Linked DNA regions of Homo sapiens: all the other regions are linked to region 2. A link is a contact called in ENCODE Hi-C data. All regions are on one chromosome and are shown on one strand. Each heading gives the region's core, a stretch centred on a gene start or an enhancer-like site at or near the end of the contact. The rest is flanking DNA. Distances are from core to core; before and after follow the strand shown. Region 1 holds the start of CACNA1H (calcium voltage-gated channel subunit alpha1 H). Region 2 holds the start of NTHL1 (nth like DNA glycosylase 1). Region 3 holds the start of TMEM204 (transmembrane protein 204).

What was found. Hi-C counts contacts between places; a loop is a spot of excess contacts on that map. Pooled maps may share reads with other maps.
Region 1: a map of vagina shows a loop between it and region 2 (5-fold over the local background). The contact joins the promoter of CACNA1H here to the promoter of NTHL1 in region 2. A Hi-C loop is called at or near these places in 1 of 168 maps with a recorded cell type or tissue (vagina).
Region 3: a loop to region 2 is called in a pooled map, with 3 times the contacts of the local background. The contact joins the promoter of TMEM204 here to the promoter of NTHL1 in region 2. A Hi-C loop is called at or near these places in 2 of 168 maps with a recorded cell type or tissue (cardiac septum and heart right ventricle) and 4 of 50 pooled maps.

The regions. Positions count from the first base shown.
Region 1 is chr16:1,151,666-1,154,371 of GRCh38, reverse strand. CACNA1H (calcium voltage-gated channel subunit alpha1 H) reads right to left here and starts at 1,266. Exons shown (of 35, transcript NM_021098.3): 1 at 902-1,266; 2 at 336-652. The coding sequence starts at 634. RefSeq lists enhancers at 1-412, 1,787-2,367.
Region 2 is chr16:2,046,522-2,049,221 of GRCh38, reverse strand. NTHL1 (nth like DNA glycosylase 1) reads left to right here and starts at 1,388. Exons shown (of 6, transcript NM_002528.7): 1 at 1,388-1,513. The coding sequence starts at 1,399. It overlaps TSC2 (TSC complex subunit 2), which reads right to left and starts at 1,237. Exons shown (of 42, transcript NM_000548.5): 1 at 1,157-1,237; 2 at 469-635. The coding sequence starts at 606. RefSeq lists a silencer at 974-1,203 and enhancers at 1,294-1,383, 1,834-1,893, 1,485-1,984.
Region 3 is chr16:1,532,317-1,535,016 of GRCh38, reverse strand. TMEM204 (transmembrane protein 204) reads right to left here and starts at 1,351. Exons shown (of 3, transcript NM_024600.6): 1 at 462-1,351. The coding sequence starts at 741. All of the region lies in intron 19 of IFT140 (intraflagellar transport 140), which reads left to right. RefSeq lists enhancers at 618-1,321, 1,322-2,025.

The sequences.
Region 1 (2,706 bases), core at 17-2,516, 890 kb after region 2:
CCCTTGGGGCCGCGAGGAGTTAGGACCTTCCCTCCCTCCCCGACTCCTCTCCCCTCCAAGCCCGCGGGGGCCTCACCGCTTCGCTTCCACCTTCTCCGTCCGGAGCCGGCCCTGGGGAAGGGAGTCCGGAGGCGCCCGGTGGCCCCCCAAGCCCGCCACTCTCAGAAATTAGAGCGCGGTCCTCCAGCCCCTGCCCTGCACCCCCGCGCGCCCGGCCCACGCCAGGTCCCACCAACAGGGGCGCGCGGGGGCGCATGCCGAGGGAGTCCCGCGCCCCGGGCCCCCACCCTCCCCACGCCCCCCGCCCCCCGCCCCCCGCCGGCCGGGAAGGATATGGGTTGCAGACCAGCCGGAGGCACCAGCTGCGCGGCCGCGTGGTCTGACCGAGGCAGAAGAAGACCGTGGCCGCCAAGGCCGGGTACGGGACGCGCTGCTCCTCGTCGGCACCCAGCTCCGCGCCGCGCTCGGCCGCCGGGCTCTCGGAGGGTGACACGCCGAGCTCGGACCCCCGCTCCGCCTCGCGTCCCGGCGCCCCGGGGCTCTCCGGGGACGCCCCCACCAACGCCGCAGGGCCAGGGGGCGGCGCGCCCAGGGGCACCCGGACCTCGTCGGCGGCCCGTGCGCCCTCGGTCATGGTGGCGGCCGGCAGCACCTGCAGAGGACAGGGGGTGACCCGGGGCCGGTGGCGACGCCCCCGCCCTGCCTCCCGCGGCGCGGAGCTGCGGGAACAGCCGCGGCCGCCGGGATGTCTTTGTCTTTTCTTATTAGAGACAAACGCGCCCCCCGCCCCCGCCCGCCCCCTCCCTCCCTCCAGCGGCCCCACCCCCACCCCGAGGGGCTCCCCGGCCCGCTTCGCGCAAGTTGAAGAGGGTCCCGGGCGCGCGTCCTCGCCGCGTCTCACCTCGCTCTGCTGGCCGGCGGCGTCCCCGCGGGCATCGCCCGGGCGGCGCGGTCACCGCGGACCCCGCTCGGCGCCCGGCCCCGGCCCCGGCCCCCAGCGCCTCCGCCCCCGGCCCCGGCCCCGGCCCCCAGCGCCTCCGCCCCCGGCCCGCGTCCCCAGCCCGCCCGGCTCCCGGCCGCGGCTCGACTCCGGCTCCGGCTCGCCCGGCGGAGGCGACGGCGGCGGCCTCGGCGCGGCGTGGAGGCCGCTGAGCGGACGGGTGAGGCCGGGGCGCGGGGCGCGGGGCGCGGGGCGCGGGCCGGGGACCGGTGAGGCAGCGAGCGAGCCTCGAGCCCGTCCGCGCGCGGCGCAGGAAACTTCGGGCTGAGCGGCGGGGGGCGGGGCGGGGCGGGGCCGGCGCGACCGGGGCGGGGCCAGCGTGGCCGGGGCGGGGCCGGGGGCGGGGCGGGCGGGGGGGTACTGGGGAGGATCCGCCCCCGGCCCGAGACGCGCGCGCCCGAGCGACCCCTCCCTGTCGCCGCCCGGCGCCCCGCCCCCCCCCGGGTGCGGGAAGTTGGACCCCGCCCGCGCCCCCTCCACGCCCCCGCACTGGGCTCCCCGCTTTTCGTGCTCCCCAACAATGCCGGGCGTGGGGTGCACCAGGGGGCGCTCGCGGGAGGCTCCGGCGGGGTGGGAGGGGGAGCACCTACGTCCTTCCCTGCCCCCAACTGCGGGGGCGGCCGAGCCGCCGATGCCGCGCCCCTCCCCCTCCCGCTCCGGCTCCCCCTCCCCCTTCGCGCTGCCGCGCGCGCCGCCGCCGCCCCCACCCCCACCCCCACTACGACGCGGGCCCGGGTCGGCGGAGGGGCGGGGACCGGGCGGGCGTGGAAGGCGAGAGGCTGCGTGCCCCTTCCCCGCCGCGTGTGTGTCCCGGGTGTGCCCGCGCGCGCGTGTGTGATGGGGCGCGGGGGCGGGCGGGGGTGTGCTTTACGGCTGGGCGCTCCTGCACTCGCATCTCTCCCCGACACGCACGGGCAGTTTCCGCGAACTTGTCCTCGTCTCCGGTCCCCTCCCGCGTGGGGATCTGGGGGACCCTGGGGACGGCAGCCTGGTGCTCCTGCATCCTCCAACCCCGCTGCCTCAGCGAGACTCACCCAGGGGCCCCCGAGGAGAAGTGCAGGCCCCTTCCCCCTGCCAGCAGCTGCTCCTTCAGCCAGGCCAGCAGAAGGGCCTTCCCCTGGACCCTCAGAGCAAGTGGTTTGGTCGGGAAGGGGTGGACCCTTCAGACATTGGGGATGGCCAGGCCCTTGTCCCAGGGAGGGCTGGCCGCACCTCGAGGTGCCAGCAGGTGGGGGCAGGTGCCCAGGCTCCTGACTCCCCCCAGGGCACCCCTCCAGGCTGGAAGGGTGGTTTTGCTTCTGGGACCACTGCTTTGTGCACCAGGGAGCTTGAGCTCCCAGGTGTGCACCTCAGCACGCCCGCCAACAAGGGGCCCCTGGTAGTGGGAGAGACCCCTTCTCCCTCCAGACAAAGAGGCCCTGCTCCAGGGCGCACCCTGAGACCCCAGACCCGGAGAGGCTGTGGGGCGGCTGTGGCTTCCCACCTGCGGGTGAGCAGCAGAGAAGCAGGACCTCCCCCGGGTGGGCCACATCGTGCAGGGTGAAGAAGAGGCCCTGCCCAGCTGGGGCCCGGAAGGACACACAGCACCTGGGGTGGGCCGAGGAACTGGAAGGCAGGAGTGTGGGGGCCTGGCTGGGGTACAGGTCCTTTCAGCAGCACCTCCTCCTGTATACGGGAACTTTCAAGAAAAGGAAAACATTCAGTCT
Region 2 (2,700 bases), core at 139-2,638:
CCCAGCTACTCAGGAGGCTGAGGCAGGAGAACCACTTGAAACTGGGAGGCAGAGGTAGCAGCGAGCAGAGATTGTGCCACTGCACTCCAGCCTAGGCAACAGAGCAAGACTCAGTCTCAAAAAAAAAATAAAATAAAGAACCTACTTCTCCCAGGAACTCACATCTTATCATGTAACACCTGGACATATCCTTACCTGTGAAGATGATGATACTCAGGCCTCATCTATAAGATGGGCTTTCTTTCATCAACATCTGAATAGTAACTCAAGTGTGCCTGAACCAGGTCACCAAGATCCTGACTTTCGAAGTCTCCTGAGGAAGGACATGTCGGCCTCCAAGTACTGGAGACAGCATTCCTGTGTAGACAGTTGCCAGCAACCCGTCTCCCACAGAACCTGGTGCAAGACCAAACCCAGCCTTCTCTGCATTTCCCTCTAGCCTAGCAAAGACACAGGTAGCTCACTCACTCTCAGTATTTCCGCGGTGATGATAAACTCCGTCTGTTTACCCTCTGCAGACCTGGGATTTGGCCTCGGTGTTCCCAGTCCCAACAGAATCTTAAACTTCTCCTTCAAGCCTGAATCTTTGCTTGTTGGTTTGGCCATGGTGGACCAGGACGCACCAGAAAACCCCTCTGTGCAAACGAAACAGGAATGGGGACATCTGAGCAACACCTCTGCCCACCTTCCCCACTGCGGACCTCCAGCCGTCAGGACCCTGGGTCTCTGGTGGGCATAACCTTTCCTCCCACACTCCCTGGGAGAACTCAACTACAGCCCAGCTGACCAGCTCGCAAACAGGCACCTAGGAAAGCCCGGGAGACACCAGGCCTGGTCTAGAGAGCTCTCTACTCAGACGCTGCCGCCCGCCCCGCCCGACTCAGTGCACGGGTTAGGACTGCCGCCGCGAAGTCCTGGGAGCCCCGACGTTTGCCGTCTCTCCTCTACCCATGTGAAGCAGGAGCTGTCACGGAGCCGCCTGCAGCAGAGACCCGTTCGCACCCGCCATGACTTAAAACTAAGGGATGCTCGGAGCTCCGGAGTCGGGTTGCAGTGGGCGCGGGTGAGGGCCCGGGACCCGGACACTGCGGGGTCCGCCTCTCTAGGCCGCTGCCCCGTGGGGACCGCCACTTGCCCCGTGGGGACCGCCACTTACCCCGCGCCGCGCCACCGCGCTCCGGGCCGCCCCGACGCGGAGAAAGGCGCACCCCCCTGGCCCCGGGACGCCGCCGGAAGCGCGACCCGCACTTCCGGTAGCGGCATTGCGCGGAGGGCCGCCTTGGGAGCTTGCTGGGAGTTGTAGTTCTGTGCCGCCCTCTGGCGGAAAGGCCGGCGATCCTTGCATCACGTGACGGGGCCGCATGGGCCGCCGGGATGTGTAGTCCGCAGGAGTCCGGCATGACCGCCTTGAGCGCGAGGATGCTGACCCGGAGCCGGAGCCTGGGACCCGGGGCTGGGCCGCGGGGGTGTAGGGAGGAGCCCGGGCCTCTCCGGAGAAGAGAGGCTGCAGCAGGTAGCGCCGCGCCGTGGCTGGAGCGTGGGAGGAGGCGGGATAGGGGCTGCAGGCTGGAGTCCCGGGCCGCCTCCTGCGGCTCCCAGCTGCGCGGGCAGGGGCTGCAAACCCGGCAGCCGCGAACGGTTCCCACGTGCGGCCCTGCGTTCCCACCTTGCGCCTTTTTCCCAAAGATTGCGGTCCGCAGGGGCTGGGTTTCGGGCGCTCCGCTCCGCTGCCCCCTTTCGCCCCAAGCAAGAAAACGCTTCCTTTCCCACCACTCTGTCCGGGACTCTCCACTCCAGGCTCTGTGGGTCCCATCCCCGCCCTCCTGCAGTGAACTTGCTGTCCTCGGAGAGGCTGGGTGCCAAGGACACACGCAGCCAGAAGCCTGCTCCCCCAGCTCGGGGGAGGGTGCCTCTGAGGGAAAACAGGAAAGGGCATGGCACTTATTATATTTATCCTGCAGCCGTTGAGGACCTGCTGGGGGCCAAGCACTGCAGTGAGCAGTGAGGGACACGGACAGGGCCTCTGCGCTAGTCCCGCTGGGACTTCTGCAGAATTGGCCAGAGCTGGATTCCCATAGGCACCCAGGGACCCCAGGGGTAGTCCAGACTATGTCAGGAGGAACTGGTGCAGCTGGGAGCAGGCAGGTGGTGATGCCAGCCAGGGTGGCAGGAGCTTTGATGCCAGGATAGAGTTTGGAGTTTATTATGACAGTAAACGGAAGTCAATTAGGAGGTTTTGTTGTTTGTTTTGAGATCGGGTCTTGCTCTGTCACCCAGGCTGTAGTGGAGTGTTGTGATCTCAGCTCACTGCAACCTCCGCCCCCCAGGTTCAAGCAGTTCTCCTGCCTCAGCCTCCCAAGTAGCTGAGACTATAGGCCCCTGCCACCACACCCGGCTAACTTTTGTATTTTTAGTAGAGATGGGGTTTTGCCATATTGGCCAGGCTGGTCTTGAACTCCTGACCTCAAGTGATCCACCCACCTCGGCCTCCCAAAGTGCTGGGATTACAGGCTTGATCCACCGCGCCCGGCCGGCCAGGATTTTTTAAAAGGGAGTGACACAACCTGATGTGGGTGTTAGCAGACTGTCTCTGGTGCAGTATAGAAGATGTATTGGGGGCACCTTGGTACAGGCTGTTGCTAGAGTCCTCATGAGCTAACATGGACCTTGTCAGGGTCGCTGGCATAAGGAGGGCCCACA
Region 3 (2,700 bases), core at 102-2,601, 510 kb after region 2:
GCTAGGTTCGTCTTGAACTCTTGGCCTCAAGCAGTCCTCCCGCCTCAGCCTCCCAAAGCGCTAGGATTACAGACGTGAACCACTGCGCCCAGCCGTAATAATTATTTTCAACCAAGGAAAAATGCCTTTCCTTGATTTGATTAATGTACCCATCTCTTAACTATGTGTAACGGCAGAGAGGCCCCCCAAATGCCTGAGATGAATTCCTGTGTAAAAGAGCTGGAGGCAGATTCTGTGCTGAGCAGGAGGAGTGTGTGGGGCCACCACTCACCAGGGAGAGGGGGCCTTGGGGCCTGGTTCCCTGGGAGACACAGTGCCCCCTCCTGCCTGCCCAGAGGCCACGCTCAGGGCAGAGCAGGGGCCAGGCCTCCCCACCCGCTCACCAGGTCCGCGCCTAACATCTCCCATGTGCCCTCGAGCCTCGGCCACGCTGAAGGCATCAGGAAAACAATTGGACTTACGTTTGACGGTGCCTCGGGACTCCTGGAAGCCGGCTGCCTCGGAGCCCCAGCCCAGCGCCTCACAGTCATGTGCGTCCACCTGGCCGGCTCTGGCCCCAGGGCTCGGCCCTCCCCGGGTCCTGTCCACCAGCCAGCAGGACCTCCACAGCCCCACGCTGCGCCTGCGCCCATCCTCCAGCGTCTGGCACACCCAGTTGGAGGTGAAGGCCGCCACGTTGTTGAGGATGAGTGAGACCAGGGCCACCAGCACGGCCGCGGCCACGAGTCTCTGCACGGTCATCGCTGACGCCGGTGCCGCCGCTTATCCGGAGAAAGCCAAGTCCCAGTCCGCGGCCGCACGTCCAGGGAGAGCCGACGCTGCTAGGGGTGGCTAGAGGACATCACCACTCATCCTCGGGGCGGCGCGGGCGGAGGCCCATGGGATGGTCCAGGTGTGCCGCCTCTCGGCCCGGCCTTATCCTCCTTCCTGCACCTGGAGCAGGGCCAGGCCTGTGCTGAAGCTGCTCGCCTCGGGGCCCATCCCAGGGAGCAGAGGGTGGGCAGCAGCAAGAACCCAGGGCCAGGAGTGCGCCGTCTTCCCGGGAAGCGGAGGCCGGCCTGTGCCGCGCGTGCCTCTTCTCGCCTGCAGCAGTGGAAAACAGAGTCACTCGGGAGGCCGGCAGCAGTGGGAGTCGAGCCCGCGCCACACTCCTTAGCACCGGCCTGCTGTGAGTGCCAGGCTCCGGGCAGGGTGGCCGGTGTGGAGCGGGTTCACAGCTCCTCTGTGCTGCCTGGGCCCCTGTGTGGATGCCTCCAGGGCAGTTGGCCGGTCCTGGAAAGCAGAGTGGCTGCTGCAGGGACGCCCGTGTGCGCAGAGCTCGCCTTCCCTGGCTCTCAGCAGAGAGGAAATGGTTGTTTTTGAGACTGTTTTTGGTGAGCTGGAAGGCGTAGCCAACCGCAACAAATAGCGGCCCTGCCGCGGCAGCCAGACACCAACAGGATGTGCTTCCTGATGGGAAAGGCCAGGAGACTTCTGAGGCCCTGCTCCAGGCCCACCTCCTGCCGCCCCTCCCCATCTTCCTGTCCCAGAGGAGAGGCCAGGGATGCCGGGTGCGGGACAGATCCCTCGTCTCGCCTGTTGCTTTTAAGCCTGGTGGCCCCCGGGGCCTGGAGGCTGGTACTGAGCGACTATTGCCTGCCCTGGGGACTTCACACCCCCCAGCCATCCAGTTGCCCCCAGGACCATAGGTACCCCCAGGACCATAGGAACCACAAGCCTCCCCCCGCCCGTGTGTTCCAGGCCTGCCCCCGCCACGGGAATGCTGCCCTCAAAAGGGGGGCAGATATCACAGGATTGCTGGGAAGGGGAGAGACCCGTGTGCCTGGAGGGAGCAAGTTCACCCAGACCTGCAGGGCCAGGGACCTGTACTTGGAGGACCTCGGGGCCAGGGACCTGTACTTGGAGGGCCTTGGGGCCAGGGACCTGTACTTGGAGGACCTCGGGGCCAGGGACCTGTACTTGGAGGACCTCGAGGCCAGGTCATTCTTAGGTGGCAAGAAGGGTAAGATTCTGGATGTGCTGGGTGGGGCTCTCAGCGGGGCCTGGGACAGAGCGAATGTCACGTGGGGCCTGGGCCACCTCTGCTATTGATGGGAACGGTCACCCCCCACAGCTGGGGACAGGACTAGGCAGGTCACCTTGTGAGTGGTCAGGCTCTCGGGCAGAGCTTATGCTGCCAGGGAGCTCAGAAGCATCTTCGTCTATTCTGCTCAGAATTATTCTGCCCAGCTGGGCAGACACCACGAGAGGGTCTCCTACTCTGTCCCATCTCCAGAGACCCGAAACCCAGCATGGGATTCCCAGCCTACCCAGGCTCCAAAGCTTCGTGAATGCAGGTGTCCCACATCCGTGCAAACTGTTCATGGGCACACGCCCAAGACAGTGCTGGGACAGAGAGTCCTGTTCCCAGCCTGTGGTAACAGCAGAGCTTTGACCGTTTCCTGTCCTTGCACTGCCCGTGCTTGGGCCCTGGCTCAGGGCGGTCCCGAGAGCTGCCACTTCCTGGGACCAGTCTCCATTCACACGTTGGCATGTGGCTCTGTATATCCACAGGTGAAGCAAGGTTCCCCACACACGCCCTGTGTCTGTTCCAGAAAGGCAGCAGCTCCGTCCTCACCAGCCCGTGGTGCGTGCTGGGTCCTGAGAAGCGTTTCTCCACTGGCTTCCTGAGGGACGTGCCTGGGGGGGATTTTCCCCGGG